5 separate regions of the Homo sapiens genome follow, and regions 1, 2, 4 and 5 are each linked to region 3. The links are chromatin loops, found by intact Hi-C in ENCODE. Cell type or tissue: GM12878. All regions are shown on one strand. Links, peaks and the distances in the headings refer to the core of each region. The heading gives the core; the rest is flanking DNA.

Region 1 (5,000 bases), core at 1-5,000, 340 kb after region 3:
AGAAGCCAATCGCAAAGCTCACTTTAGCACCGTGCAGTGGCCAGCACCAAGTGCCATCGCCCATGCAAAGGATGACGTCAGCCCCCTCCAGCCCACACAGTGCCTGCTGGACAACATCAAGAAGAAAGTAGTGCCCCTGTGTTAGCGGGGCTCCGGCTGGAACACTGCCCCTGAGAAGGAGTATTTCCCCTGACTCTTAAAACTTTTCTCTGGGTGCTTGAGGTCCTCTGCCTCTCAGACCTGCCCTCAGAGTTTGAGAGTCCCTAGCCTGGTACTTTCCTGGTCATGCATCTCCAGAAAACAGATTGTTTAGGATTGATGAGGGTGGGGGTCCAACAGGACAGAGTGTTCCAACTCCACTGCTTCAGCCTTGGACAAGAAGCACAGACCCAGGGAGATCCGATTCCCTCACTTGGTCACCCCACCAGCCTAGAGTATCGTCAGGGACCAGGCTCCATAAAGACAGTCCCTCAGCCCCTTGAACTAAGACCAGACTGCCTCATCTCTATCTGCCTACTGAGGGAGGGCAGCTTGCAGCCTGCCTGGGCTAGGTGCTGCCCTGGAGAAAATGGAATCCTGGAGTCCTCCAACCTAGACCCTTGTCAGTTCATTGTTGCCAGCACCTTGGCATGCCTGGGCAAGGGCTTGGTCCTGCCCTGCCCTCACACCAGCCTGCCTGCCTAGGCTTTGGCCACCTCTTGCCTCCAGTAGATAATGCAGGGGGCGGGGGGCAGTGTTCTTGGACGAAGTGGCCTAGGCCTATCAGCAGGGGCTCCTACCCAGAGAGCAAGGAGAAACTGGCAGGGGAGCTAGGGAAATACAGTGCCCCCGCCTGGCAGGGGGCAGTGCTGCGCAGGCGGGAGGGTGCTGGTGGAGTACGGTAGCGGCATGTAGGGCCAGCCAGAAAACAGCACTGCCTCCCTCCCTCGCATTCCTGTCACACTCCTGTCCTCTCATCGTCCCTGGCTCAGCTGGTCGCCCGGGAAACACAGACTCAACGTGCCAGGAGTCACGTAGCATCTACCTGAAGAGCCAAGCACTTGCTGTCACCTTCACCCACTTTCTTACTGCAACTGCTGAACAGGCTGAGCCCAGCCAGCTGCTGTCACCGCCTCCAGGACTCGGGGAAAAGCCCCCTGCAGACTTGGTGCTGCAGGTTCACAGCCCCCGCTCTCTCTTCTCTCCCCAAATCCCTCCTGCCCCCTAGCAGCCACTCTTCTCCAGAAGCTGTGTTTTGAGGATGTGATGGGTACAGGTTGGTAAATCAGGAGGGGTTCCTCCTGGGTTTCCTGGGCCCACAGGGTCTCACCCACCTTGCTAGTATGGAAACCTCAGGCTAGGGCGTACTTACTCTAATTACATTCTCCTGCCATCCTGGAAGAAAGGCAGCTCTGGGATTAAGATCGAGGGACAGTAGGCCAGGCTGGGGACCAGGGCTGTCCAGGGGCAACAGATGGCTCAAACCCTCTCAGATGAGCACCAACAAAATTTTTGTCACATACAAAAAAAAAATGGCCATGGGTTCCCAGTGGGAGAGGCACCCCCATCCCCTACAAGGGCCACAAGAATCATATACCCCCTAGAGGCCTGAGGACAGAGGAGGAGGAGGAGGGAGAAACCTCTGGCTGCCAGACCCGTATCAAATCGAGTAGCAAAGGCAGGCCCCGTGGCCCAGAAGGCTGAACACTTGTCAGCCAGGCTTCCAAGGAACTGGGGCAGGAAGAGCCACCTGCGCACATCCCGAAGGGAAGGCTGACCCTGGGCACCATGTTCCCCCCCGCGCCCATGCCCGCCTCACTCGCCCCCTTCCCGGTCCTCAACCACCACCAGCAGCAGCTTTCAAAGGCTGCTTTCCAGGTAGGCAGGCAGGCGCGTTGCTGCCCTCTGCTGCCTGAACTGAGCATTGCTGCTGAGGAATTGCTTGGGAAGGAGCCCCAGCCTGTGTGCACCTGGCAATTCTGAGACCTTTGCACCAGCCCAGAGTGGAGCAAGGAGAGGAGCAGTGGCCCTCCAGCCCTCCTCCTTTACCTCCCAGGACACCGATGCTTGCAAGGCACCCTCTAGTTTACATTTCCCTTTCCCATCCTCTGTTTCATTTGATCTTCCCAAACCTCTGAGGCAAGGGAGGTGTTTTTCTTATTCCAAGGGCATCACAGGTGCCTGTTGTAGCTGCTCAGTGGCTATTTGCTGATATAGTGGATGTTCAGGGAGCATCGAATGGCAAGATACTACCTAGGAATCTAGGCTCCTGACCGGGCGTGCTGGCTCACGCCTGTAATCCCAGCACTTTGGGAGGCTGAGGTGGGCAGATCACCTGAGGTCAGGAGTTCGAGAGCAGCCTGGGCAACATGGTGAAACCTCATCTCTGCTAAAAATACAAAAATTAGGCGTGGTGACATGCGCCTGTAATCCCAGCTACTTGGGAGACGGAGGCAGGAGAATTGCTTGAACCCAGGAGGCAGAGGTTGTAATGAGCTGAGGTTCCAGCGAGACTCTGTCTCAAATATATGTATATATATGGCCTCCTGACCCACGGCTGCATCTATGCCACCTGGCTGCAGCCCAAGGTCAGAGAACTCTTAGTCATTACCCTGGATCCGGCAGGAGGATGGTCCTGCCACCCCAGAACCAGCTACCCACTCCCATGGAACTTTGCGGATCCCTGGACACGGCATGACAACTCATGAGGACAACAGCTCTCCCACTCCTCTCTTCAGCCAAGGTGTCTCTTGTCACTTTGGCCAAGGGACAAGATGCGGAGTCGTTGGCCTACCTCATGGACACAGAGCAGGAGTCCCAGGAACAGGGCCAACCAAAACCACACCTGCTCAGAAGCCACGTGAAGTCACCCTGAACAACTGCCTCAGACCCTGAAAGGAAACAGTTATCCTAACTGGCCAGAAAACAGCTGCCAAATCCCATCCCTCCAGCCAGTCCTGGTGTCCCAGGGAACTCTTCCTTGGGATTTTGGCCCCAATTAGCAGCCCAGCCCAGCTGCTGCCTGCCTGGCAGGGGAGCCTCCAAGCAGCTCAGACTGCTCTTTTCCTAGCTGATAAGGAAAGGGGACCGGGGAGGAAAATCAGAGCTGTCCGCTCTCCTGTGACCATCCACACTTCCACTCCATCGCCATGACCCTCATCGAACCATCGTGAGAAAAAGGTGGGCCTAGGCTGGGCACGGTGGCTTATGCCTGTAATCCCAGCACTTTGGGAGGCTGAGGTGGGTGGATCCCTTGAGCTGAGTTGTTCAAGACCAGCCTGGGCAACACGGTGAAACCTCATCTCTACAAAAAATACAAAAACTAGCCAGGCATGGTGGTCCACACCTGTAGTCCCAGCTACTCGGGAGGCTGAGGCAGGAGGATCACTTAATCCTGGGAGGCGGAGGTTGCAGTGAGCCAAGATCATCCCACTGGCCACTGCACTCCAGCCAGGGCAACAGAGTGAGACCCTGTCAAATTAAAAAAAAAAGAAAGAAAGAAAGAAAGAAAAACTGGTAGTAGTGGCTCTGGGAGGAAGGACCTGAAGAGTATGGGGAGGTTTCCCAAGGTAAGGCCAGGAGCATCCCTCCCCTGAGGCCCACATGCCCAGGAAATGCCAGGAGTCCTCAGCTTCCAAGGTTCCAGCTCATAAAGCAACATGGTGGGGTGGACTGGGAAGTGAAGCCAGCAGCTGATCCTGCAGCCCTGAGGTCACCATCAGGGCAGGATGCCTAGGGCCTTGGGTCACTGCAGCTCACCCACCTGCCAGGCCCAGATGCCACACCTCCCATAGGCCTGATGAATTCACTTGCCAACTGGACACATCAGAGTGGCTCACCAGGCTGGAATGCAATGGTGGCCAATCACAAGTAACCTCAAACTCCTAAGCTCAAGCGATTCTGCCACCTTGGCCTCCCAAAGCACTGGAATTATAGGCATGGGCCACCTTGCCCAGCCCCAACCCCAGCAGCCTTTAGGAAGACTCCAAAGCTCCACATTTTACTTCTCCTGTTGCAAGGAAAGACAGCTGCCTCCAGGGTCCACCTTACCCGAGACAGCAGAGGGCAGATAGGGCTGATGGTGTTCCCTTAGGAAGACTTTGCTGGGCCCCACCCCATCTAGCTGGCTTTGGTCTTGGCTGCAGAAGCTCTATCACCCTCTTCACCCCTCTTGCTGCACAGTGGATGAGGCTCCACGGGCAAAGCAGCACTACTGCACCAGCCCCTCTCACCCAGCACAAAGGAGAGTTTCATCTTCTGATTCTGGAGCATCCAGCTGCAGGTAAGAAGGCTGCAAAGGGCTTGCCAGACACACCCTGAATCAGGGGACAGGGCTGCTGCCCTCAGATTAGGGGAATGAAGAGGACTTCTGTAGGCCCACCCCTCAGCCCCTGGCTCTGAGGTTCCATCACCACCGCCGTTCCAGGCTCCCTTTGTCAACGAGGGACGTACAGCACCCTCAGCCTCCTGACAAGTCTGGGAGCAGAGATGGAGGAGATGAGGGGAGTCTGAGAAGTATGTCTGATGGGCGAGAAATGCCCCAACCCCTATAGACCCTCTTCATATCCCCCTACTTGTCCGGAGACCCTCCTCTCTGTCACTACAGCACTGGCCCTGCTCAGAGTAGCTTGACTCAGATGTTCCTGTATGATGGAAGCCCAAATGGCCACTCCTTGGTGGCAGCTCCTACCCACTCAGAACCATTGCCTGGCCCCTGGGGCACTGCAGTAGCCCTGAAATGGCCTCATGATTCCTGGTTTGCCTTGCCCTGTCTCGCTCCACCTGTGTACCACTGCCTTATTGTCACAGACCTGCTCACAAGCCACCAGCAGCTTCTACTGCCTTGGCCTTCTAGGCCCTCCTAGGCCTGCCCCAACTCATCTCTAAGGACTTTCTGCCACTAAAAAAATTAATAATAAGGCCAGGTGCAGTGGCTCACGCCTGTAGTCCCAGCTACTCAGGAGGCTGAGACAGTAGAATCACTCAAACCCGGGAGGCAGAGGCTGCAGTGAGCTGAGATC
Region 2 (5,892 bases), core at 536-5,535, 280 kb after region 3:
TCTTTCCACAAATATTCACTGAGCTTCTCTAAAGCATCAGTTAAGCTTTGGGAATGTGAACAAGAAAGATGAAGGCCCTGCACTCAAGGAGCTTGCTATCTATGAGGCGATGTCTCGTGCTGTCTGTGAGACAGACAATGGGCAAGTAAGCAAACCAGTAGACCACTGTTTTTCCAAGCAAGGCTCCGAAGAAAATAAAACAGGGTGATAGGACAGTGACTGAGGTTAGACAACACAAGTGAATTAAATTTGAGCAGGGCACTTACTTGCCTTCTCTGGGCTTCAGTTTCCTCAAGGAGAACAATCATATCCATCTCCACCATGGGAAGCAAACGAGTTAGTATATGTAAAGCCTGGAACATAGTGAGCACTATGTAAGTGTCATCAATTATTTATTTTTCCCAGGGAAGGGGAGGGTGGAATGGAGGAGTCTCACTCTGTCACCCAGGCTGGAGTGCAGTGGCATGATCGTGGCTCACTGCAGGCTTGACTGCCTGGGCTCAAGCAATCCTCCCACCTCAGCCTTCTGAGTAGCTGGGACTACAGGTGTGCACCACCACACCTGGCTAATTTGTTTACTTTTTGTAGAGATAGGGGTTTCATTATGTTGCCCAGGCTGGTCTCAAACTCCTGGACTCAAGCAATCCTCCCGCCTTGGCCTCCCAAAGTGCATCATTTGTTATTTTTAGGTAGATGCATAAGCAGATCATCAAAACATTAGGTGGTTAGTGCAGAATAAGGCAATGTAGATCCAGGGCATCCTGGGAGCACTGGAGAGGAGCCCCAACGTGCCAGGTACAGCCCAGCCAGGGAAGAGAGTCAGGACACTGGGCATAGATGCCCTCCCTGCGTCACCTAACCCTGCATCCCTGGAACCCACTGGCCACCCCCAAGGATGTTGCCTTTCTGAAGTGCTGGAGCAAGTGGAGAGGGGCAGAAGAAATGCATGTGCCCCACCTCCCTGCGGACAAGAGGGGAGAGAGGGTACACAGGTGGCCACAGGCAGGCAGAATAGGGCCTGCTTTCATGGGCCACCTCCTCCCAGGACCCTGGCTCTCCAAAGTGCCTGCCACCCTGTCTGGTGATAGAAATGCTGGGGAGTTGGGAGGAGGGCGGGTGCCCTAACACTCAATCCACATGGAGCAGAATGAAGGGGCAACTCCCCTTTCATGGAGTTCTTTCCTAGACCCTAGAGTTCAAGAGTTCAGGACTCCTGTTCACAGGAGCACACTATCTTTCCACCACTCTCAGCAGGGAGTATCACTGCCCCCACCTCTTAGATGAGTACATGGAGGCTGAGAAGGGACACTGATCTTTCTCAGTCACTCAGTTCAGAAGTGGCAGCGGAAAGTCAGCATCTGGGCTGGCTGCAAAGTGGCCACTCTTCTTCTCCTTCCCCGTTCTGCTTCTCCCAATTTGGGGTGCCCAGGAAAGCCTATTATGTAGGGAGGGCAGGGCTGTGAGACTCAGGGGAGGTGGGGGAGTGAGAGGCAGATATTGCTGTGTAAAATGACCTGGATCTGTGGTGAGGGCTCCAGGATTGGTGGAGAGAGCAGGGTACAGAACTGGGTTGGGGGGTTACAGCCAGGAAGAGATGGAACCACAGGGAGGAAGCCCCGCCTGCCCCCCATCCTCATCACAATAGGCATCGTGGCAAACAGAAGGAGGAAGGGGCAAGGCCCCAACCCCTCCTCCACAGTATCACCTGGCCAGGCAGCCCCATTCCCAGCCCTGCGCCCACAGGGACCAGGATGTGGGCAACTAGGGATAGACAAGCCCTGACGTAGACAACTCTGCGACCCCCATGCCTGGCCTCCTTAGCCACCAGCCAAATACTCTTTGTGGTTTGGGCACCGGCCAAGCGCCCACACCCCAGCTCACGGGACCACAGCTTCCCTGTTGCATCAGGTTACTGAGCGCGTGCACACGCCCCAGAGCCTGTTACACAACTGTGGTGCGCGTGCGCAGCACCCACACACCCTGGGTGGCTCCACAGTCCCACAGAAGAAACCGCAGCCTTGCCTGGAGTGCACAGGGCCCGCTCCAGACTCTTGGCATTGAGAGCTGGAGATGGGGGTTAGGGGGAGGAGGGTGCCTGGTCTGGGGCCAGGATCTGTGAGCTCCACCACTGGCTCATTGTGAAACACCAGTAAGTCATGGCCCCTCTCTGAGCCTGTTTCCCCACCTAGAAAGGAAGCTCACCTTCCACCCTGATGATCTACATACCCAATTGCCCTCTGCGCCCCTCAACACCCTCCAAACCACCACCACCATCTCCCTTCCTGTAGGAATGTCAGCAAGAGAGGGAAGCAAGAATCTGCACAGAGAGGAGACGGAGGGGTGGATAAGATGACCTCTAAAAGGGCCCTTTCCTCTTGGGGCTTCTCCCCAGTAGAAGTGGGTGTGCCTTGAGGGGAGCTCCATCATCACCCTTTCTCCAGGAAGACCGAGGACAGTGGCCAGAGCTCTTTTGAGAAGAGACTAAGGAGCAGGAGGCAGGGGATGGGTAACTTTCTTCTGGAGGCAGGGGATGGGTAACTTTCTTCTTTGTAGTTTTTTCCCCCACTTTTCTACAACAGACATGTGTCACACACTACTTGCAATGGGTGGAGGAGGGAGTGTGTTGGGAGGGCAAATGCTCTTGGGGAAGGTTAATGTATCAAGCACACCCCCTTTCCCACCCTTAAGCCAGCATTTCCCTAACTATGTTGTGGCAAACGGGCTCAAATAAGCACAGGAAACCTGAGTTAAACACAGTCTAACAGGTTTTCTTGACTGCAGGACTTCTCTGAGCCTCTAACATGCTAATCTGGGCTACAACCCTCAGAGACGAGGGACGAGACAAGGAAACGCATTTAATCTCAGAGCTCTTTATAGGGGAGCATCTCAAGATGCACTTACTAGGCACTGCTGGAACTCAGAGTCCGGTGGCACGCCAGGCCCACACCCCATTGGTGAAGAGCCTCCATGGAGGAGAGACAGCCTAGGCCCCGGAGGACACCAAGGGCAGATGCCCTAGGCAGCTACCTCCCACTGCGTGAGTCCAATCCCAATCCTTCTCCCCAGAACTGGTCCAAGACCTGTATCCCAGTTACGAAGGCAGGTAGTAATGTGGGAGGGCCCATGGGTGGCCCTGCCGCTTCCCTGAAGTTACTTAGATCTGCAGTGACCCCTGCTGGCTCTAGCCAAAATCACCCCTCCCCTTACTCCTCACCTTCCTCCTTGCCAATCCCTGGCCCTCCAGCCTCTTCCTCATTAGCCTTGACGCAGCCCCATCAGGACCCACCGTGACCACACCCAAACACCAGATCCTTTATGCTTTCCTTCATGCCTGGGGTTGGAATCTGGCCAGGCTTTGACTGAGCAACATGTTAGTGAGTTCTGAGGCCTGTGCTGGGGAGGCCCTGATGGCATGAGGAAGAGGGCTCCGAGGACAGCCTGACCCCTTATCAAGGGCACAGTCACCCGCATGGAAGTTCAAGACCACTATCATAACAGCAAACATTCATTGGCTTTTTCAGGAACAGAGCTGAATCCTTTATGTCGAGTATTCCATTTAATTCTCATAAGAATTCTACAGGCACTGTTCCTGCATTGATCCAGTTTTCCAATGAGAAACTGAGGCTCAGAAGTTTAAAAATTACCAAATGGCAAAACTCAGATTCAAATCTGGATTTCTGGATTTGAGCCCACCCGTTCCTTCCCCGTGCTATTTTGCTCTTCTTGCTTCTGCCCACCCCTCAATCCACCTACAGTGTTCAAGTGTAGTTTTTTCTGCCCAGTGCCCGTGGTTTTGGGGAAGATGACTCAAGTGGACTTGCCTCATGTCCTCCAAGCATGGCCTTGTGAGCAGACCTAGCCAGTCATTATACCCTTCCCCCTAGTCAACGGGAACACAGATTGGGTTTTCATCCCCCGGAACCCATTCTTTCTTCTGATAAATAGCCTCTTGATTTCCTCTGGGCAGTCCCTACACTCTCAGTAAAAGTGGCTTGGATGGAAATGACTCCATCTCCCTGTCTCCGTGGGAAGATTCAGACCACTCAAGCACAGAAAAAAAAAAAAAAAAAAAAAAAAGTCCTATCCATAGTGATTGGTTCAGGAAGGACATATGACCAAACCAGGCCCATCAGAGTCAATCCTGGAATTTTACTGGAGCCACTGGGAAGAAGAATGGCTTTCTGCTCTCTCCGAAGTTACTAAATGGGTACGTATATTCCAAGAGTTTCCAGGAGTACTGCCTAAGGAGAACATGCGCGAGAAGGAAGCCCACACAGAGGAGAGCAGAGACCAAGCCCTGCAGACATTGTCCGGGCTGTGCCAAAGACAGACTCACCCCTGGACTCTTCAGTGATATAAGCCAATAAATTACTTTTTTGTTGTTGTTTTTGTCTTAAGCAAGTATGAGTTGGGTTCCTGTCCTTTGAAACAAAGATCTATCGAAGCCTCCCCCCATTATTCCTCATTGTTAACAGCTGTGTTTCCTTCTTGCCTTTTTCTCCCATGCTTACACAGACATACTGGACACTTTCTAAATAAAAATTGACGCCACTGGCTACTCCTTTCTTCAAGATATACTCTTTCGCTTATTTTTGTAAAGCCTAGCTCCCGGTTTTCGGCTCTCTTCCTGCCCCTCTGAAGTCCTGTCCATCTTATTTTCCTTCACTGGCTCCTCTCTGTTTGCGAGTAACAGAAACCACCTCTGGCACTTATAAGAAAAAATAAAAAACAAAAGAATTAACTGGAAAAATATTAAGGAGCTAGGTCAGAGAATCGACTGGGAGTCTGGAGTACCTAACTTGGAAACCAGACAGAAGTGACTTGGCTGAACTCCAAAGGCCCCTTCCATCCTAGTGTCAGGATGCTCAAGATGCCCAGACCCAAGAGTCTGACCAGCTGAGTTTAGGTCAGATGGCCGCCCCTCGGCTGCTCCATGGAGGTGAAAGGGAGGGCCTGGTGCAATGAGTCTCCAGGGATCCTTCCAACTCTAGAGTAGGAAAGCAGATCATTTGTTTTTTCACCCCACAAGATGGAGAAGAGACAATGCCCCAAAAGGAAAACTCAAAATGAGGGTGAACATGTTCCCAGCATTCTCAAGGTTGTGCCCTAGGCTTTTTCTCTTCTCTCCACTGCTCCCTGGGCCTTCTCATTCCTCTCTTTGATGGCTGCAGCTGCCACCAATATGCCTACAATGCCCAGGATAGACCTCTACCCCAGACCTGTCTCTTGAGTCCAGACCCATATATCCATGAGCCTCTCTACACAGATGGCTCACAGCCCCTTCAACTCAATGCGTTCAAACTTAACTCTTCCTGGTCAGCAAACCTGCTCCTTCTTTGAGGTCCCTTAGCTTAGCAAATGCAACCACCAGACACTCCACTGATCACAGCAGAACCTGGGATCCTTGAGTCATTCTTAATGTCCCTCACCCTAGCAGTCTCAACTCTAGTACTCCCATCTTCACCTGAATAGTTCCTTGTGGCATAAATGTCTAGCCATCTCCCTTTCTTCTTTAGTGATAGGCCCATGGCTGCCCAAAATAAAGACAAATTCCCTGGCATCCTTTGCAGCTAGGAGAATCATGTGACTGAGCTCTGGCCAAAAGTCTGTGAGTAGAAATGGTGTGTCACCTACAAAGATGTGTTCTTAAAGGCAGGAGCATATCATTTCCTTCTCTCTCACCTTTTTCCTTCCTGCTGACTGGACTATGAACATAATGGCTGGAGCTGGAAAAGCCATTCTGGACTGAGATGTGAGAATGTGAGAATGGTGGAGCCACGGATTTAGCTAGAGGGAGCCTGGCACCTGTGATGACTATGGAGATTCTCCATCACCCCTGGACCACCCAGCTCTGGGCTTCACTTATGGAAGAAAATTAAACTTCTGTCTTGT
Region 3 (5,892 bases), core at 362-5,361:
CAGGCAGCCCCAGTCTGAGGGGGACACAGCCCCATCTTCAGGGAGCTCCAGTCTGAGGGAGAAGCAGCCCTTTCTTCAGGGAGCCCCAGTCTGAGGGAGACACAGCCCCGTCCTCAGGGAGCCGCAGTCTGAGGGGAGACACAACGCTGTCCTGAGGGAGCCCCACTTTGAGGGAGACACGGCCCCATCTTCAGGGATTCCCAGTCTGAGGCAGACACAGCCCCGTCCTCAGGGAGCCCCAGTCTGAGGGGAGACACAGCCCTGACTCAGGGAGCCCCAGGCTGAGGGGAGACACAGCCCTGTCCTCAGGGAGCCCCAGTCGGAGGGGAGAAACAGCCCCATCCTCAGGGAGCCCCAGTCGGAGGGGAGAAACAGCCCCATCCTCAGGGAACCGTCAGTCTGAATCGGAGACACAGCCTTGCCCTCAGAGCGCTCCCTGTGATAGGAGATAATCCTCCCATATTCCCCCCTTCTCCAGCCCTTAGTGAAATCCCAGCCTGAAGGGAGAGATCCAATTTCCTGTTCTCAAGCAACCTCTAGTCTCATGGCAGAAAAATAGCTACCATCCCTGATGGAGAAGATAGGGTGCCACCCAAGTCACGGACTGAAACTCAAGATGACAAAAGGGAGTGCTGGAGGGGTATCCGGGAGCATGTGCAGCCACCACGGCCACTGCAAGTGGGGAGCCTGACGATGACAGAGAAGAGGGGGCTCCCAGAGACACTTGACTGGGCACCCTTACCAAGAAACATGCAGACCACAAAGGGGCAGCAATCATGGGGACTAAGATCCTGACGCTGAGGAAAAGGATGTAGGCACGGGCCCAGCGGGCCGGTCTAAATCAGAGGTCCACCTTCACTGGGAGGGCAGTCGGAGAACCCACATTGTCTGCAGACTCTCACATTCAACCTAAAACCCATGTACTCATTGCAAGCCAAACAAAACCTCACTGAAGGTAAAACGTGGCCCAAGGCCATGAGTTTGCAACACCCTGGACCTCAGGAAAGAATTGCTGATAGAGGAGAGCTCTGAGCCTGGTTTTGGGGGAAGGAGCTGATGGCCAAGCTACCCCTTTAATTCTGGCCTTCGGGCCTGGCTTCTATCTTCAGGGCCTCTCTCACCCTACCTGACATGGGAGGCCAGAGCCACCTCACTCCTCACCAGCTCCCCTATGGCGGCCACAGCTGGCCAGCAGGCGGGGCCTCCGTGTCTGTGGCGGGGATGTCACCTTTCTTCGCAGGAAGGTAATTTCCCCGCCAGGGGAGGGAGTCCGTCGTGCTGCTCATAAAGCCACTGTTAAACGAGCGGGTCTGGGAGTTCTGGCTGGGCGGACTTCCCTTCCCTTCTCCGTGCCTCAAGTGCCAAACGGGGGTACTGCTGCCCTGCGTGCCTTTGCCACTCCTCCCACTGAAGGCTAACTTTCCAATAGACCTCACTGTTTCTGTCAACGAAATAGGTCCCTGGCCCCTCCCCACTCTCCCAGTCTCTTCCAGCAGAGACCTTCCAGGACTGTAGGTTTAGGGGAGTGGAAGGGCCGGCTTCGGTCTCCCCAAGTTCTGCCCCCAGTGAGGCCTCATAGCTCTCCTGGGACTGAGGGGCAGTCCCAGAGGGCGGCAGGAGTTGGCAGCCAGTGGTCCTGGGGACCGCGAGGTGGGTGGGTGGAGGGTGGCGAAGGGAGGGTTCCGGGACCGGGGAGCGGCGTCTTAATTACGGCGCGTTGGCCCAGCGCCGCGGAGCGCCGCGGATGACAGCGGCGGTGGGTAATTAGAGCGCATTAGCCGTGCCCCTGCAATCCTGTAATTTCTTCTCGCGCTCGGGGTGTGTTGTAGGAGGCGAAGCGATGCCGGCTTGGCTGAGTCAGACTCTCGGAAGCCCAGGAGGGGACGCAGGGGGCGGCAGAGGCCGCGAAGAAGGGACTCCCGCCGGGGGAGGCGCAGACGCAGTCCTCTAGGAGTCACCTGTCCCGGGCTCCTCGGCGCGCGCGCCCCGTCGGCGGCGGGAGGTGGTGGGAAGGGGGCGTGACCTGCGTCTCCTCCCGCCGCCGCCGCCGCCGCCGCCGCCGCGCGCTCTACCGGCCCGCGAGTCCTCCGCGACATCCGGGCCAGCGTCTGCACCCAGCCACGTGTCCTGCCCCTGGTGCGCAGGTGGACTGGAAAAGAGGAAGGCAAACGCAGTGGCTAGGCGGAGACCTCCCAAATCCCACGTCTCCCCGAGAATCCCCGACGGGCTACAGACCTAGGGCAGCCATAAGAAAAAACGTCAGCTACATCTCGAGGGAGTGGGGTGGAGTGCGGGCGCTTGCTCTAGTCGAGCCCTGACATCGATTCTGCGGGGGCGGGGAGGAGTCGGCGCGGGGCTGGGGCTGGGAGGGGAGTTTATTTATTAGCCAGATTAGCCAGCATTAATGGGGGAGCGGTGGCGGCCGGCGGCAGCAGGGACATAGCTGGCATAGCTGGCATAGCGGCGGGGCCTCCTGCGGCGCGGGGCTCCGCGGCTTCAAAGGGGCTTAAAGAGGCCCTTGGTGGCACTGCCACGGCCCCGCGGGGGAGGGCGTGGGCGCGGGCGGCGGGGGAGAAGGCGGCCATTGTGCACCGAGGGATTAGGGCTCTGGCCTGGAAGGAATTTTAAACTGCCGCGAGCCGGAGCCCCAGGACTCTCCTCCTGCCCCACCCCTGCCCTCCGGAGCACGCTGAGGTGTTTACCTGCTTTCCTATGTCTGGGGTGGAGGGGGTGTCCTCTCTCCTCCCTCAAACTGGAGGCACCTAGGGTTACCAGATCTGGCAAATAAAAACACAAGACTTCCAGTTAAACTGGATACTTTAAATAGTGTAAGTCTGTCCCAAATATTGTATGGGACAGACTTATGCTAAAATATTATTCGTTGTTTATCTGATATTCAATTTAATTGGACGTCTTGTATTTTTTTTCCTGGCAGCCCTTGAGGCATTGAAATCTCTAATCCATGTCTGGAAACAGATTGATGGTTCCCGAAAGTCCAGTGGGTATGCCTCATTTGAGAGATCCCTAAGGGCAGGGTCGTGTCTCTCCCCTTACACTGGGAGTTTCCTGAAGCCCAGATACTGAGTTTCACCCTAAAGAAGGCAGCTCTGAGAGCACTATATGTGTCCCCCGTCAGACTGGGAGCTTCCTGAGGACAGGGGCTAAATTTCACCCATGAGAGTAACGCTTCAAGGTCAGTGTCTGTGACCTGTGACACTGGGGTTTCCTGAGGCATGGTCTGTCCGCTTCCTAGAGGGCAAGTCTCTCTCCTCCCTCACGTCTCACTCTCCCACCCCCACCCCACCCCAGGCTGCTGGAGGCTCCTCCTCCATTAGTGTTGCTTCCTGCCCATAGGGGGTGCTAGGGGCCCAGCGGACTGGCCTACGGATGGATGGGACCTGTTTATTGGGACTCGGGGCTTCAGTCCTTCGGGGTTGATGCACTTGAGAATAATGAGGGTGGGGTCCCCAACCTGTGAGGCTTGCTGAGGCAGTTGAGGGCCAGGTCTACTGGGGCCAGAGGCGGTGGCCAGCATGTGGGAGAAGCTCTGGGTGCTGGGTACCCACTGTTTCTTCCAGGAAGGGACAGTGTGGCCCTTGGTACAGAACATCCTGCCCACCTCCTCTCATAACCATTGAAGCCAAGCCCCAGTCCTCCACCAGCCTCTCCAGACCCCACTGCCTAACCTTTGCTTGTGCTGTTCTTTCTGCCAGAAACACTCTGTCTTCCTGCTTTGAGGACAGCTGAAGTCTTGCCACTTCTTCTGGATGCTCTGACCATCAGTAAGGTGGGCTGCTTGTGCCTGGGGGTCTTCTGGTGAAAAGAGCCCTCCATCTACTCCCTCCTTCCTCAACAACTTTGGCCACAGGGGCCAAAGAGGGGGCCAAGGTGGGGGAGGGGAGAGACAGGAACATTGGGGGAGCATAGGCAGAAGGGGAGTAAGAATAGGAACCTCCTTCCCCCCAACCCATCCCCCTGAAGCCCCTTCACAAGTCCCTTCATCCCCTCAGGGCCTCTGAACTCTTTCTCCTTGAAGCTGAGGGAAGCCCTGGAGAAGCGCTTTCCCACGGTCACAGCCTCAACAAACCCCTGCCCCCTTCTCCTTTGACTGCAGCCACCTCAGTCTCACCCTCCGCAGAATGCAGGCCCACTCCGTTGCTGAAGGGCCTCCTCCTTGGGCCAGGGCGCCTGCTTCTGCCAGTGGCATCATCACCCCACTCCTCAGCCGCCAGTCATCAGGTTGGCAATTAGCTACTTCCTCTCAGCTGCATGAGGCCACCAAACGTCACAGCCCCTCCCCTGGCCTGCCGCGGCGGGAGTGCTGGGGGCTGCCCCTACCCTTTGTAGTCAGTGCCAAGTCCTGGCTCAGTCCCCCTTCCCTACAACCTACTGAGTGCTAGGGTAATGAGCCTCCCATCTAGGGAGCTGAAAGCCTCGCTGCCTTCTCCCCGCTTCAAACCTCCTCCCCCATGTCACCCTATCCCATTGGGTGAGGACACTCCCGCTGCCTGGGTGGGGTGATGCCTGCTCAAGGGCACTAGCAGCCTGGGTGGGGCTTAAGACTCAGGTGTCTCTGTCCCCAGTCACAGGCGGTTTTCACCAGCCCCTTACCTGGGGCCCAGGAGTCTGAACTGAAGATGGTGGCAGTTATTTGGGAAGGGGAGAGAAATGGGGACTCATTCTACAGACCCCCAAACATGCAGGGGGCAGGCCCTTCATGAACACCCACATGGGCTCATTTGCCTGTGTCTAGGCACACACACGGTTACAATCTAGGCAATGTATGCTCCACTGCACTGTACCCACATGTGCCCCAGGTGGGCAAGTAAGCCCACTTGCCCAGATACCTCTCATGCCCACACATCCCTCCTCCAGGTGTGTGCATGCAAACTCACTGACATACAGTACTCAAAAAGGCAGTGAGCTTGCTGCCACACCAAAAACAAAACCGGGACCCTACAGAGGAATCTAGAAGCATGGGAGGGAAGGAGAGACCACCCCAACACTCGCTACCCCACAGACCAGGGAATCTTCCTGGGGAAGGATGGGAGGAAGTCTGCACTTCAGGGATATGTGTGGGGTACGCAGGTGGGCCGTGGTGGAAGCAGTTGTGTTGGAGTCTGGGTTGGGGGTGGAGGATGTGGATTTCCAGAGAGAATTGAAAAATTCCAACACATATAAACAAAGGCATGTGATCTTAGGCAGATCACTTAACTTCTTGGGGGCCCCAGTGACTGCATCTGTAAAATGGGAATAATGAGAACACCATTTAAACTTGGTTGTCAAATTTATTTTATTTTTATTTATTTATTTATTTTTAGAGACACGGTCTGACTTTGTTACCCCGGCTGGAGTGCAGTGGTGCAATCATGGCTCACTGCAGCCTTAACCTCCTGGGCTCAAGTGATCCTCTCGCCAAGGCTAGGATAAGTAGCTAGGACTACAGATGCGCCCCATCACGCCCAGCTAATTTTACAACTTCTGTAGAGATGGAGTGTTGCTGGGTTGCCCAGGCTGGTCTTGAATTCCTGGGCTCAAGCGATCCTCCTGTGTCCGGAATTGGTGGGTTCTTGGTCTCACTGACTTCAAGAATGAAGCCGCGGACCCTCGCGGTGAGTGTTACAGTTCTTAAAGACAGCGTGTCCAGAGTTTGTTCCTTCTGATGTTCAGATGTGTTCAGAGTTTCTTCCTTCTGGTGGGTTCGTGGTCTCGCTGGCTTAGGGGTGAAGCTGCAGACCTTCGCGGTGAGTGTTACAGTTCTTAGGGCGGCGCGTCTGGAGTTGTCTGTTCCTCCCGGTGGGCTCGTAGTCTCGCTGGCTTCAGGAGTGAAGCTGCAGACCTTCGCGGTGAGTGTTACAGCTCATAAAGGCAGCGTGGACCTACAGAGTGAGC
Region 4 (5,892 bases), core at 543-5,542, 150 kb after region 3:
GCCAGGAGCTTTAATTCCCCGCTTTCAGTTGCTATTGCTAATTCAGGTCCCAAGGGGCTTGCTGAGTTTGTCCTGGACTCAGCCACTTAATCTTCTAATACCTCCCAGCAAAGCCCCTTTGTTCTCCCTCTTGCATAAGGTGGTAGGAACTGTGCAGCCTCCTCCCCTCTGCACCTCCCTCATCACTCAGCCTGAAGCCCCTGCTGGTGGTGGCGGCTGCACCTCCAATCCCTCCTGGGCCCCCAAGAACTTTCCAGCAGGGGATGTTTAAGGCAGTTAGCCACTCTAAAGACACACTTCTGAGTCTGTCTTGCCCCTATCTTTTGGAGGCCTGGCATTGCACTGCAGTGACTCTGTGCCGGAGGGCTCCCTAAACTGTGGCTTTTACCCATCTTGGCAATAGGAAGGCCTTGGCTGGCTCAGGGAACCTTCCAGTGGTGAGGCACGTGCCCTCTGACCGCCCAGGAGCGATCTGGCAGGGGGTCTCCCTCTCCTCCTTCCCCACCCCTAGGGTAATAAGGGCCAGCTTCTCAGACTGCAGCTTGGGCTCAGTCAAGAGCCCCACACTTGGTTTAATGTTCTACTGTCACCATCTTGAAATTGTTTGTTTTTGAACAAATGGTCTGCCATTTTCATTTTGTAGTGGGCACCACGAGTTTTGCAGCTGATCCTGCCTAGAGTTTTGTGGGAAGCCCAGGAGGCAGCCAGCCTGGGGACCTGAGGAAAGCTGGGTTCTGGTCCCAGCTCAGCCCTGGCTGGATGAGTGAACTTTGGCAAGCCCTTGTCTTCCCTCTGGAACTCAGTTTCCCCAAGTTACATCAGTTTAGCTAACATTGACACAATACTAAATATGCTGTCTAAAACTGCCCCAAAAGCCGAGCTCAGCAGGGGCCTAAGTAAGATGGGGATTATTGAAAGATAAGTGATGGGGAGGGGACAAAAAAAGAGAAGGGGGCCTTCAGTGCTTGCCCATCTGGACTCTTACAGGAGTCTGGTGGAAGGAGTTTGGGGAAAGCAGAAGCAAGATGCCTGTCCTGGGCCTCGGCATCCCTTACCTGGGAGCTTGGAAGGCCAGGCAGGGAGAGCAGATAGCCAAACTGGCCATGAGCATAGAGGGAGGGCGCTTGATCCAGATCCCCATTACCCCTATTCAAGGCACCCCCTCATGGGCCAAGCCCCCTGGGGCAGGACAGCCCTCTGCTAACATCCTTGCCTCTACTAGGTGTTGGGGTAGGGTTCTGCTTGTGGGAACATCAAGGGGTCAATGGCTCACATGGGCCAGGGCAGACCCGCTCCACCTTTCCAGGTTCTGGAAAGACCCAGAGCCTACCCAGGGCATGATCACACCCACCAACAGTTCCCCCAGACCCAAAGGGTTATGGTTCCATGTCCAGCTGCCATTCTCCCAACCCCTGATCTATACCCCCTTCTCACTGAATACTGAATTAGCCCAAAAGCCAGGAAAGAGGCCCTGGAGGAAATGGTGGCTCCTCCTTGGGAACTGCAGGCTGCCCTCACCCAGAGCCCTTTGAGTCAGGGCCTGGCTTATGCTTGCTGACACATGGCTTCTATGGGTCCCTGAGGAATCAGCTGGCTTTCCTACCTGCTGCAAAGGAGCAGGGCGGGGAACTGCACAGCATGGGAGCATCCTGGGGGCCAGGATGCATTTGCTGTCTCCTCCACTTCCCCTTCAGTAGTTAGGACAGGGCTCTCTACACAGTTGGGATGGACAGAGGTCCCAGTGGGTCTTGGGCTTATTATCAATACTGCTCATGGGCCAGCTGTATCCCAGCTTCCCAGGAAAAAGAGACCAGGCCTGCCTGTAAGCTCTGCTAAGGACCAGAACCCTGCTTACCTGGTTCACCATCAAATCCCAGGTCCTAGCACAGTGCCTGGCTTGCAGTAGCTGCCCCATAAGATTTGTTAAACAAATGAATGAACTGAATTTAGTCTTCAATTTCATTAAATGAATAAATGAAGTAGCAACTGGAAGCTTCCAAGTCAGAGCCAAAAAGATCTTCCTCACTTTTACACAGTCATGTTTAACCAAACATAGTTGTTCTCTTGCCTGTGGTTTGCTCTCTGAAGTTGGAGCTGATACTGAATGAATGAAGAGGGGTTGGCGTGCCCCTTGTCCCAAGGCTAGGGAAAGGCTGCACAACCTCTCCAGGGCCTCCAGGTGACAGCAACTCATACTCCCAGAACACCAAGACAGAAGGCACCCTGGACAACCATAACCAAACTCCTCAGACTCAGCTGAGGTGACTAAGGCCCAAAGAAGGGAAGGGACCTGCCCTAAGTCCCACAGTGAGTTGGTAGGGGAAGTAGGACTAGAACTCAGGATTCCTGACTCTCTGCCTGGAGCTCTTTCCATCCTGTCAGGCCCAGACATGAGTCTAGTTTCCCTCCTGGTCAGGCAGGCCTTTTCTAGGACCTGGGCCCTGGCTGTCCCTAGCAGTGACAGCCTGGCCACCTGCTGGCCAGAATGCTTGCAATTGCCAGGGAAGCGGTAGGTTTGCGGTTTGTTTGGACTCAGGCGGCCTTGCACAACTGTGAGGTCTGTAGGAAGCTGGGCAGGCCCCTCTCATCTCCATCCCTGCTCTGCAGACAGAGGACTGGCCGGCTGCAGGGCACACAGGGCCAAGGCACCAGGTTGGCAGGAGAAACTCAGGGCCTGACTGTTTATAGTGGGGATAGCTCCCCAGGCTCTGTCATCAGACCTCACGCAAGGTAGGATGTCACAGACAGCAGCCCAGGCAGCAAAGGGAATGGTGGCTAAGGCCCTGGGCAGGGAGACCAGGCTCTGACCCCCCAGTTACATCCTTGGAATGAGCTCTGGCTTCCGCCCTCTCCTGGACTGCACAATCTGACAGCTTCTATTATAGGCTCTCTCATTCTCGCCACAACTCGGCCATAAATATTAGATTGCTCCCATTCTACAGATAGGCCAATGAGTCCTAAGTAGGTTCAGTGCCTTGCCGGAACTCCAACAGCAAGAAATCCAAGTCCAGGTCTGTCTTGGAAGCCTTCTCCCTTCCCCAAATTTTACAATTTTACATTCGAGTAGCTTGTGACACTGTCCAGTTCTTCTGGCAGCCTTCCCAGAGCTCCCTGTTAGGAAAAGTGCATGGAACCCACTGCCATGGGAAAGATGCATCAGACACTGATGCTACTGGATGGTGTCAGGCTGACAGATCTGACTAGGTCATTCCCTTCCAGCAGACATCTGCTATGGCTCCCCATTACCCCAGTTCCCCACCACACTGCTGCGATGTCACCCCTGCAGGCCTCTCCAGCCTGAGCCCACACTCTCCCTGCTTTGAACCTCAGGATCTAGCCCCTAGCAGGTGGTTTCTAAAGCAGCCCTCGCCATGTGGTTTCTAGCCTCCAGGCTTACGTGCAGGCTGTATTCTCTACCCGGACATCCCCAGCACACTCCCCACTTCTCTAATTTAAAACTCAGATAAAGTATGACCACTTTCATGTAGACTTCCCTGCCTTCTATAGACCCGCTAAGACTGAAGCAGGTCCCCCTCCTATCCCCTATAATCCCTTGGCATACTCGTACCATACTAGAGAAAAATGATCTGCTTCTTTGCCATCCACTTGTCTATACCATGAACCATCCTTCCACCTCTGGGTCCCTGTGCCTAGCACTGTACTGGGTGCCCAATGGGTGTTCAGTGAACGTTTGTTGAATTAATGAATGAATGAAATGAAGAGATGCCCTGGGGAGGGAGCCTCTGGAGGCATGGGAGTGTCCAGGGGAGCTGTGGATGTCCCCTCCCAGCTGGAGAACCCCAGAAAATCCCTACCTCTCTGGAAACTCTGGGCTGAAACCAACAAGGTAGAATTGAACTGGGATAAACATAAGAACTTCCTGGCAGTATCCACTTCCTGTGGGGTCTGTGACCCAGGTGCCTCACAGCCCAGCTTAGAGAAATGGAAGGTCACCTCCAGCCCTCTGTGCATGAGGATCTGGAATCTCAGGACCAGCCAGAAAGGGTATTGCCTCCAGGAGCTCCTGGGACATAGTCCAGTCCTGTCCCCACCTCTGAGCAGCACAATACCTCAAGCTCCTGCCCCATAGGGAGCAGAAAGGCCCAGAAATCTGTTCACTTTGAGAAGGAAGAATGGAAACATTCAATAAAGAAATATTTCTGGAAACTTCCAGAAGCATGACACATGGCGGTCAGCCCCAGAGGGGACAGTCATCCTTTATGACCTCCCTGCCTTCAGTGAGGTCCTCAAGATGACTGAGCGCTTCAGCACCAGGATTCTTAACCAAGGAGCAGGTAGGAGAGAGAAATGTGCTGTCTGCAAAAGTGTAATCAATATGGTAATATCCGGGAAATGAAAACACGCACACACCCTGTTGTTACAAATATACCAACTGCAGACAAAGGTCTTAGCTGGTGAAACTATGCAGGGAGAGTGGGACAAAGCACAAGGCCATGGTTTAAACAAAGCTGACTGCACTGCTCGAGCAGTGCTTTTCAGGATGACTGTTTATAGACAATTGGTGAGTTATTAATACTAATGGCTGTCGTGCATTGTTCCTTCCTTACCACCAGACGAAGACAGCAGTTTTAGATGCATTCTTTTCCTTTGCCCCATTTAATGTATTAATTATGCTTTGCGGACGGGCGCGGTGGCTCATGCCTGTAATCCCAACACTTTGGGAGGCTGAGGCGGGTGGATCACAAGGTCAGAAGATCGAGACCAGCCTGGCCAACATGGTGAAACCCCGTCTCTACTAAAAATACAAAAAAAAAAATTAGCCAGGTATGGCAGCGCATGCCTGTAATCCCACTCCTTGGGAGGCTGAGGCAGGAGAATCGCTTGAATCCGGGAGGCGGAGATTGCAGTGAGCCAAGATCGCGCCACTGCACACCAGCCTGGCAACAAAGCGAGATTCCATCTCGAAAAAAAAAAAAAAGTATGCTTTGCTTTACACCTCTACTCTCAGACCTAATCTTTTGTGTGCTTGCTGGAATTCTACCTTGCCAATCATGTGAAAAGGCTTTGGGGTGGCTAGACAGGTACGTTCCATACAATTTTTGCAAAAAGACAACCAAGTTTTCTTCAACAATGAGGCAGAAATTCCCTGTTGCTTCCTCACAAGGTCTTCTTGGGTCTTCTCTGAAAACAGCCATGCATACCTTTTCTTCCAGATGCCCTGGAAGATGCCCACCGGCTTGCTGAACTCACCAGACAGCATTATGGGTGTTTCCTGCAATCCTTTTTTAACTTGATGGGCCTTTTGAGGACAGGTCCCAAGAGCATGGCTCTAAACTACCACAGCAGAATCACTAGGAAACTTTATTAAAAGTGCAGATTCCTGGGCAGCTCCTATCGCCTTTCTGCTCCAGAATACCCAAGAGTGGGGCCCAGGAGTCAGCCTTTTTCACAAGCTACCCAGTTGATTCTTCTGTGCACTCAATTTTGAGAACCTCTGGCCTAAAGCATGGCAGGTATTTGGGAAATATTTGCAGAATGAACTGTTGGTGAATGAGTTTCGAGAAGTGCAGTGCAAACAGAAGCGCCATCTGTGGTGGAGTTGCTCAGGATTCTTCCTGGCTATAGAACTGGGCAATGTTGCCTCTGAGCCACTCACTGGACCTTGCCTGGGCACCACACTTTGTCCCCATGCGGCTCAGGCTGGTGTTCCTTGTGACTCCTCAAGCTGAAGCTAAGGCTGGGAGTGATGAAGTGCCCCACTTTGCCCCAGGTAACTCCTGCAGGTGGGTACCCAGAGTAGGTGGCCAGGGGATCATCAAACTCTTTCCCCTTCAAACTGCAAACTGTATTCTCTGCCTTCTATGCCCAGCTGGGCTAGGGTAACCTTCTGTGGCCTAGTCATAGGTTCAGTTTCAGTGCAAAACACACGCC
Region 5 (5,892 bases), core at 398-5,397, 160 kb after region 3:
CAGGTGATCCACCTGCCTCGGCCTCCCAAGGTGCTGGGATTACAAGCGTGAGCCACCGCACCCTGCCTGAATCAACATATTGAAGGAATATGCAGCTGACCTTAGCAGAGACTTTCAGGAGCCTTTTGCTGGCTGTAGACCAGTCTAGACCATATGGTGGGCTGGCTTCTCCCAACAAACTCCTTGACAGACTCAGGCAGGTATAGGGGAGAGGGGCTTGAAGGCCAAATGATCCCCCAAGAAACTCCATAACAGACTTCTCTGCCCAAACAAATTTGAGAAATGATATGTTCAAATGAAACACACACTCTGTTGGTGAGGCTGAGGAAACAGGCTCAAACTCAGCTGGTGGCCCAGTGACTGGGACCACCCCTTAAGGGGGACAACCTGATGATATCTTTCAAAATTAAAAATGCACACGGTCTTTGACCCAGCAATTCTACTCCCTGGAATTTTTCCTGTTGATGCACTCCCACAAGGAGCAAATGACGTGTGGGGAAGGCTATTTGTTTGCAGCATTGTTTATAATAATAAAAGTCTGGAAACAGCCCAGCTCTCTCAAAAAGGGTCTGGCAAAATAACCTCAGGAGGAGCAGCGAACACTTATTGAGTGCTTACTGCACACCAGGCACTGTCCTAAGCCATTTACAAGCTTTATCTTATTGAATCTCCACAAAATGCTTCAAGGTAGATGATGCTGTTATCTTTGGATCACAAATGAGGAAACTGAGTCACTCAGACATTGAGTAACTGGCTCAACATTAAACAACTGGCTTGAACGAGAGCATTCTGCCTCCAAAGACTATGCTCTTAACCACCTTATTATACAATCTCTTCCAAATAAACATTTGAAACATCTGTTTGGTAGAATAAACTGGAGTGAAGAAAAAGAATGAGCCAGCTATCTGTGCACTCACACCAAATGGTCTCCAGATTATTGTTAAGTGAGAGAAAAAAGTTGCAGAACGGTGTGGAGAAAAGTCATCATTCATGTGGGAGGAAAACAGTTTATAAATGTATATGTTTTAGACTACCTTTAGAAGGATACACAGGAAACTGGTAACTCAGGGGCCTCCAAGAGAAGGACTGAGTAAGTGGCTAGAAGAAAGGTTAGAAGAGAGGCTTACACTTCTGTCTGAATTTGTTTTTAACTTCTTATTTATTTTACTTTTTTATTTTTTTAAGCATACAGAAAAGTTGCAAAAATAAGAACTGCTGATGTCCTTCACCTAGGTTCCCTAATTCTTATTGCGCTTGCATTTTTCACTGTGTCCATATAGTATCTCTTATTTATTTCATTTATTTATTTTTTGGAAATAAGGTCTCACTCTGTCGCCCAGGCTGGAGTGCAGTGGTGCGATCTCGGCTCACAGCAACCTCCGCCTCTCAGGTTCAAGCTATTCTCATGCCTCAGCCTCCCCAGTAGCTGGGATTACAGGCGCCTGCCAACACTCCCAGAAAATTTTTGTATTTTTAGTAGAGATGGGGTTTCACCATGTTGGCCAGGCTGGTCTCAAACTCCTGACCTCAAGCAGTCTGCCTGCTTCGGCCTCCCAAAGTGCTGGGATTATAGGTGTGAGCCTCCACGCCTGAACTAAAATTAATTATTTAAAAATAAGACAATGCTAAACAAGTATTTTCTACTTCATAAATTCTGGGAGATTGTTAAAATGCTAGCTGTTCAAATCTCTCAGAAGCAAGCCAATTGCATAGCATTTTCATGAAGTCTATCTTCAAACTCACCCACCTTCTGGAAGAGACGCCTCCCAACCCAGAAGGATGTGCCTGAGCCAAGGGTCTTAGAGAAGGGGCCCAAGGAAGCTTCCAGAACCATAAGTAAGGCCAGAGGCAGCTGTGCCTCGCTCAGGGGTGGGGTAGGGCAGAGACAGGGCTGAGGTGGCCCACAGGGCTCTTGCCTCCCAAGTGGGTTCTCTCTCCACCCAGCTGCCAGTGAGGACCACAGCAGAGAGGAAAGAAACAGATGCATGCCAAGTGTCCGAACAATGCCAGCAAGCCCTCCCAGTCCTGCTGAGTCTCTTTTATTACCTGCCCAGGCCCTGGTGCCATGGGGCTTAGTGTCTGAGATGGACTGAGGCCTCTCATCCTGTGAACCAGGTGCTGGGGAAAAACCCAGGTATACACACATGGAGGACAGGGGACAGGTCCCCTGCCATCATTAAAGGCATTGCCTCCCCTGAGCACTAGCAGCCACTCAATCCCAGTGCCAGTCACTTGCCCCGTTCCCAGCACAGCCCCTGGGGCCCTGCTGTCCTAAAATCATCTGCTCTGGCTTTTCTGGCGCTTTGCAGGGTTCATCAGGTCTGTTCCACTCGTGTGTTTTTCCTTCCTGCTCCCGCCCTCATCAGGGATCTCTGGGGTTCCCTGAGGGCAGGGCTATGTCTCCCCCTCAGACTGGGGCTCCTCAAGTCAGGAACCTTAGAGAACAAGCGACTGGGCACTGTCCCCTCCTCCCACCCTCCCTTTTGGTTCCAAGGCCAGGTGTTTGAGCAGGCCGTCATTTCACACATCCCAAGTCTGGGCACATGCACCGCCCAAAGCCCCTTGCCTCCCTGAAGGGGAGGCTGAAGGCCAGCCGCTGACACCAGTGGACCCACGGCGGGATCATTGCATAACAGCAGCCTGGCCACAGGATGATTCAGCACTGAGGCCTGCACAGCACTCTGACTTCTGTGGAAGACTCAGGACAGGGCTCCTCAGAATCAACAGACACGAGACCCAAGGATTCCACCTCACCTGGGGACGCGATGTTGCAGCCCTGGCATATTTGGGCCTCTTCTGGCTGCCCTGGGCCTGGCCTCTCTGTGTCTGGACCTGAGTGCAGGTACCTGGCCTGGGTTCCAGCCTGGGCAGGGCCAAGAGAGTCACCCTGCCACCAAAAGCCCACTGTCAGGACTTAGACTGCCCTCAAGCAGGGTTGTGGCCCAGCAGGAAAGTGACCTGGGGCCAGGGAAGGGACCCCAGGGGCAGCCTGGGGCTGGGGGGGGTCAACTTGGCAGTTCTTTTTCAGACCACTAGATGTCACTTCCATTTCAAAGGAACCCACTGGTTGGAATTTTCCCCAGTCAGGTCCCCACAGCCTTCAAGTCTTAAAGACACACAGACCACAAAAGAAAACTTCATTTTCCCCGGAGGACCAAGACACTGGAAACCTGGCCAGGAGCTGCCCCCAACCCTCAGCTGAAGCTTCCAGGGGCTCCATAACATCCCATCCCAACCCTGGAAAGAGCCAGAGGTGATGGAACTCCATCTCCCCATCCCCCACCTGTCCTACAGGTTAGTATGGGGATGGTATTTTCTGAAATGAACAAAAAAATGAAAGACGTGATGAAATGAATGTGAGTGCATTTGAGGGGGACGATGTTTGAAACAGGGGACATATATGCCAAAGATCCTCTTCAGGGCCAGGAGATTCCAGGTTCATCAAGGTCATGTTGTCCATCCCCAGGCTTCAGACTATCCTCAAAAAGTTCGGGTAAGGCAGCGCTGAAGGGAAGTTCCAGGGACCTTGCTTTCTCCACTCCAGTCCCCAATATTCAGTCAACATCTCTTGGCTGGCTGGGGCTGATTATTATAAAGTACAACCTTTGTGAGGTAAGTATAAAGATAACCCCATTTGACAAATGAAGACACAGAGGTATGGAGAGGGTTAAGTGAGAAAGTTCTCCCCAAGCCTCTTGCTGCTGTCCCATCTCAGCTCCCCACAGAAATGCGGCATGGATTCAGCTGGTTGGTTTATCTACAGCTCAGGTTGCTGCTTAAAGACTCATTCTCTTTAGTTCATTTGTACTGGCTTTTACCCAGTGGTTTTCAAACTTGGCTGCCCATTAGAATCACCTGGGGAACTTTCAAAAATTCTGATGCATGGCTGGGCACAGTGGCTCACACCTGTAATCTCAGCACTTTGGGAGGCCAAGACGGGAAGATGGCTTGAGCTCAGGAGTTTAAAACCAGCCTAGGCAATAGAGTGAGACCTTGTCTCTATTAAAAATTTAAAAATTAGCCGGGTATAGTGGCATGCACCTATAGTCCTTGGTGCTACTTGGGAGGCTAAGGTGGGAGAATTGAACCCAAGAGGTCGAGCCTGTAGTGAGCCGTGATCGTGCCACTGCACTCCAGCCTGGGGGACAGACTGAGACCTTGTCTAAAAAAACATCTGATGCCCTGGTCACCCCATATAAATTAATTCAGAATGCAGGAGGGTTGGAGTAAGTCAGGCATCAGTATGCTCTTGTAAATGTCCAGGTAATTCCAATGAGTGGCCAAGTCTGTGGACCATTATTTAACCACTCCCCCAACCTACCCTCAGCCAACACTGAGGGTTTACCTACAGGCCTGGCAGGGTGAGATTGGAAAGGCTGTGTTGCTATTAATGATTATTTAATCACATTTAATAATAGGATACCCAGAAACAAATACCTCACATACTGTAAGGCAGGAGGGCATGCATTGTTACTTTCCCGCAGAGGGAAGACTGACGTTCAAAGAAGTGAAGCAACTCACCCAGCGAATAAGTGAGTAGAACAAGGGCTAACACCCAAGTCTTCTTAGTTCTCAGACAAATGCTCCTGCCTCTTCATTATGCCTCCGAGATAAGGTGAGCTGCTTCCAGAGCAGTTAGCATCATACATAGAAAACTGTTCATTGTCAGTATCTGACCTCTAGCCCCAACCACTTATCAACAGCCAGTCATAACCACAGCTGACCCTTTATCTTGACTACAAGCTTGCTTTACCCTGGCTACCACTTGACCCCTAACCCTGGCCACTGCTGGCCCCTAATTGAGACCACAAGCTATCCCTAATGCCAGCCATGTTCAGCACTGGCCAGAATATGGAGGGCTCAGGCTACCCAGTCACCAAACCAGGGAATACCTCTGTGTCGTGTCATAATTACTAATGATAATAAGCACGTGGGGCCTGTGTGCCAGACAGGGTTTCAATATGTCTCTACGAACTATCAGGTCAGATCTAAAGGCTTCCCCAAAGTTTCTCTTTCTTGTAAGGCTCGCCCTTTCCTGCTCCGATCTCTCTCTTTCACACACACACACACACACACACCTCCTTGCTCCTGCAGTTCCCCAGGCCTGGAATGCCCTTCCTCCTCCCCACTCTCCAGGATCCCCTCAAGGCCTTCCTCCCAAGGAAGCCTACAGGGCCCCCAGGGTCCCACATAGCCCAGGCTTACGGACCCCTTCAGTAGGTGTCACCAGGCCCAAGAGAGCAAAGTCACTCAGCTTAGCATCTTCTCTCCTTTCTCACAAGGTCAGGAAGGTCAGGGCCGCCCAGCAGGGGTGACAGTCAGATGTCAGGGGACACTCACCCGCACAGGCACTCACATACGCACACATGCTCACCAAGTGTGTTTATAGAGTTCTGGGCAACTGTAAACTTGGCTCACTCCAGCTGCCCCCAGGAGAGGGAAAACCATAAACACCTCCTGCTCCCACCAGTTTCCCTCGACAAGGCGAGTCACCTCCCAGGACCTGGACACCCACCATTATAGGGAACTGGCTGTACTCATCGACTCTACTCAGTGAGCAATGCCCAGCCTCAGTCACATCCCCAACACAGGGGAAGCGCCCCAGGCCCCTGCCATAGCCCTCCTGAGTCTTTGCAACCCTGGGAATGCCTCACCCTTCTCTTCCCTCGCCACCTTCAAAGGGCCACTCTCGGTCTTACCTCTAAGACACTCCCACTGATCTCCTTACTACATACTGAGTACTTTCTGGAAGGGGCTTTAAGACAAAAAGCCTTTGGGATGAGACCTAATATTCACTCTTAGAAATCCATTCCCCTGGGTCAAGCAGTGCTCTTTCCTCTGGAAGGGTTGTCTCAATGGGTCTCTGGATCTCTATGTGACTGTGCTGCAGCA

The links. Hi-C counts contacts between places; a loop is a spot of excess contacts. Peaks named below come from ENCODE experiments on the same cell type or tissue, not always from the same donor. Only the 100,000 strongest peaks of a DNase experiment are listed, where the experiment ranks them.
Region 1: it touches region 3 in a loop (2.6-fold over the local background); 5 of 110 quality-filtered maps call a loop at or near these places.
Region 2: it touches region 3 in a loop (6-fold over the local background); 7 of 110 quality-filtered maps call a loop at or near these places.
Region 4: it touches region 3 in a loop (3-fold over the local background); 3 of 110 quality-filtered maps call a loop at or near these places.
Region 5: it touches region 3 in a loop (2.7-fold over the local background); 2 of 110 quality-filtered maps call a loop at or near these places.

The regions. Positions count from the first base shown.
Region 1 is chr6:43,664,294-43,669,293 of GRCh38, reverse strand. All of the region lies in intron 4 of RSPH9 (radial spoke head component 9), which reads right to left. Among named protein-coding and RNA genes, the nearest start is that of MRPS18A, 21 kb to the left of the region's middle. RefSeq lists enhancers at 408-567, 658-747, 1,368-1,517, 2,138-2,207. In GM12878, for the core only: CTCF peaks have their summits at 841 (motif pointing left) and 1,893 (motif pointing left); DNase peaks (open chromatin) are centred at 958 and 1,883; H3K27ac peaks cover 1,432 bases.
Region 2 is chr6:43,721,291-43,727,182 of GRCh38, reverse strand. No RefSeq gene overlaps it. Among named protein-coding and RNA genes, the nearest start is that of MRPS18A, 36 kb to the right of the region's middle. RefSeq lists an enhancer at 2,153-2,242. In GM12878, for the core only: a CTCF peak has its summit at 3,177 (motif pointing left); DNase peaks (open chromatin) are centred at 1,842 and 3,164; H3K4me3 peaks cover 333 bases; H3K27ac peaks cover 1,199 bases.
Region 3 is chr6:43,998,938-44,004,829 of GRCh38, reverse strand. SCIRT (stem cell inhibitory RNA transcript) reads left to right here. Exons shown (of 5, transcript NR_125864.1): 2 at 3,714-3,787; 3 at 4,115-4,239; 4 at 5,322-5,612. It overlaps LINC03040 (long intergenic non-protein coding RNA 3040), which reads right to left and starts at 4,245. Exons shown (of 3, transcript NR_160956.1): 1 at 4,130-4,245; 2 at 2,703-2,777; 3 at 1-2,149. LOC124901321 (a long non-coding RNA gene) reads right to left here. Exons shown (of 2, transcript XR_007059591.1): 2 at 5,276-5,879. RefSeq lists enhancers at 1-248, 3,989-4,138 and a silencer at 1,897-2,066. In GM12878, for the core only: CTCF peaks have their summits at 1,205, 1,882 and 3,352; DNase peaks (open chromatin) are centred at 1,321, 2,069, 3,309 and 4,349; H3K4me3 peaks cover 2,533 bases; H3K27ac peaks cover 254 bases.
Region 4 is chr6:43,852,939-43,858,830 of GRCh38, reverse strand. All of the region lies in intron 2 of LOC105375070 (a long non-coding RNA gene), which reads right to left. Among named protein-coding and RNA genes, the nearest start is that of LINC02537, 3.6 kb to the right of the region's middle. RefSeq lists an enhancer at 1-602. In GM12878, for the core only: a CTCF peak has its summit at 2,493 (motif pointing left); DNase peaks (open chromatin) are centred at 3,351 and 4,470.
Region 5 is chr6:43,835,604-43,841,495 of GRCh38, reverse strand. All of the region lies in intron 1 of LOC105375070 (a long non-coding RNA gene), which reads right to left. LOC105375069 (a long non-coding RNA gene) reads left to right here and starts at 2,697. Exons shown (of 3, transcript XR_001744130.1): 1 at 2,697-2,842; 2 at 3,084-3,612; 3 at 4,485-4,564. In GM12878, for the core only: a CTCF peak has its summit at 3,036 (motif pointing right); no DNase peak of the experiment used is centred there.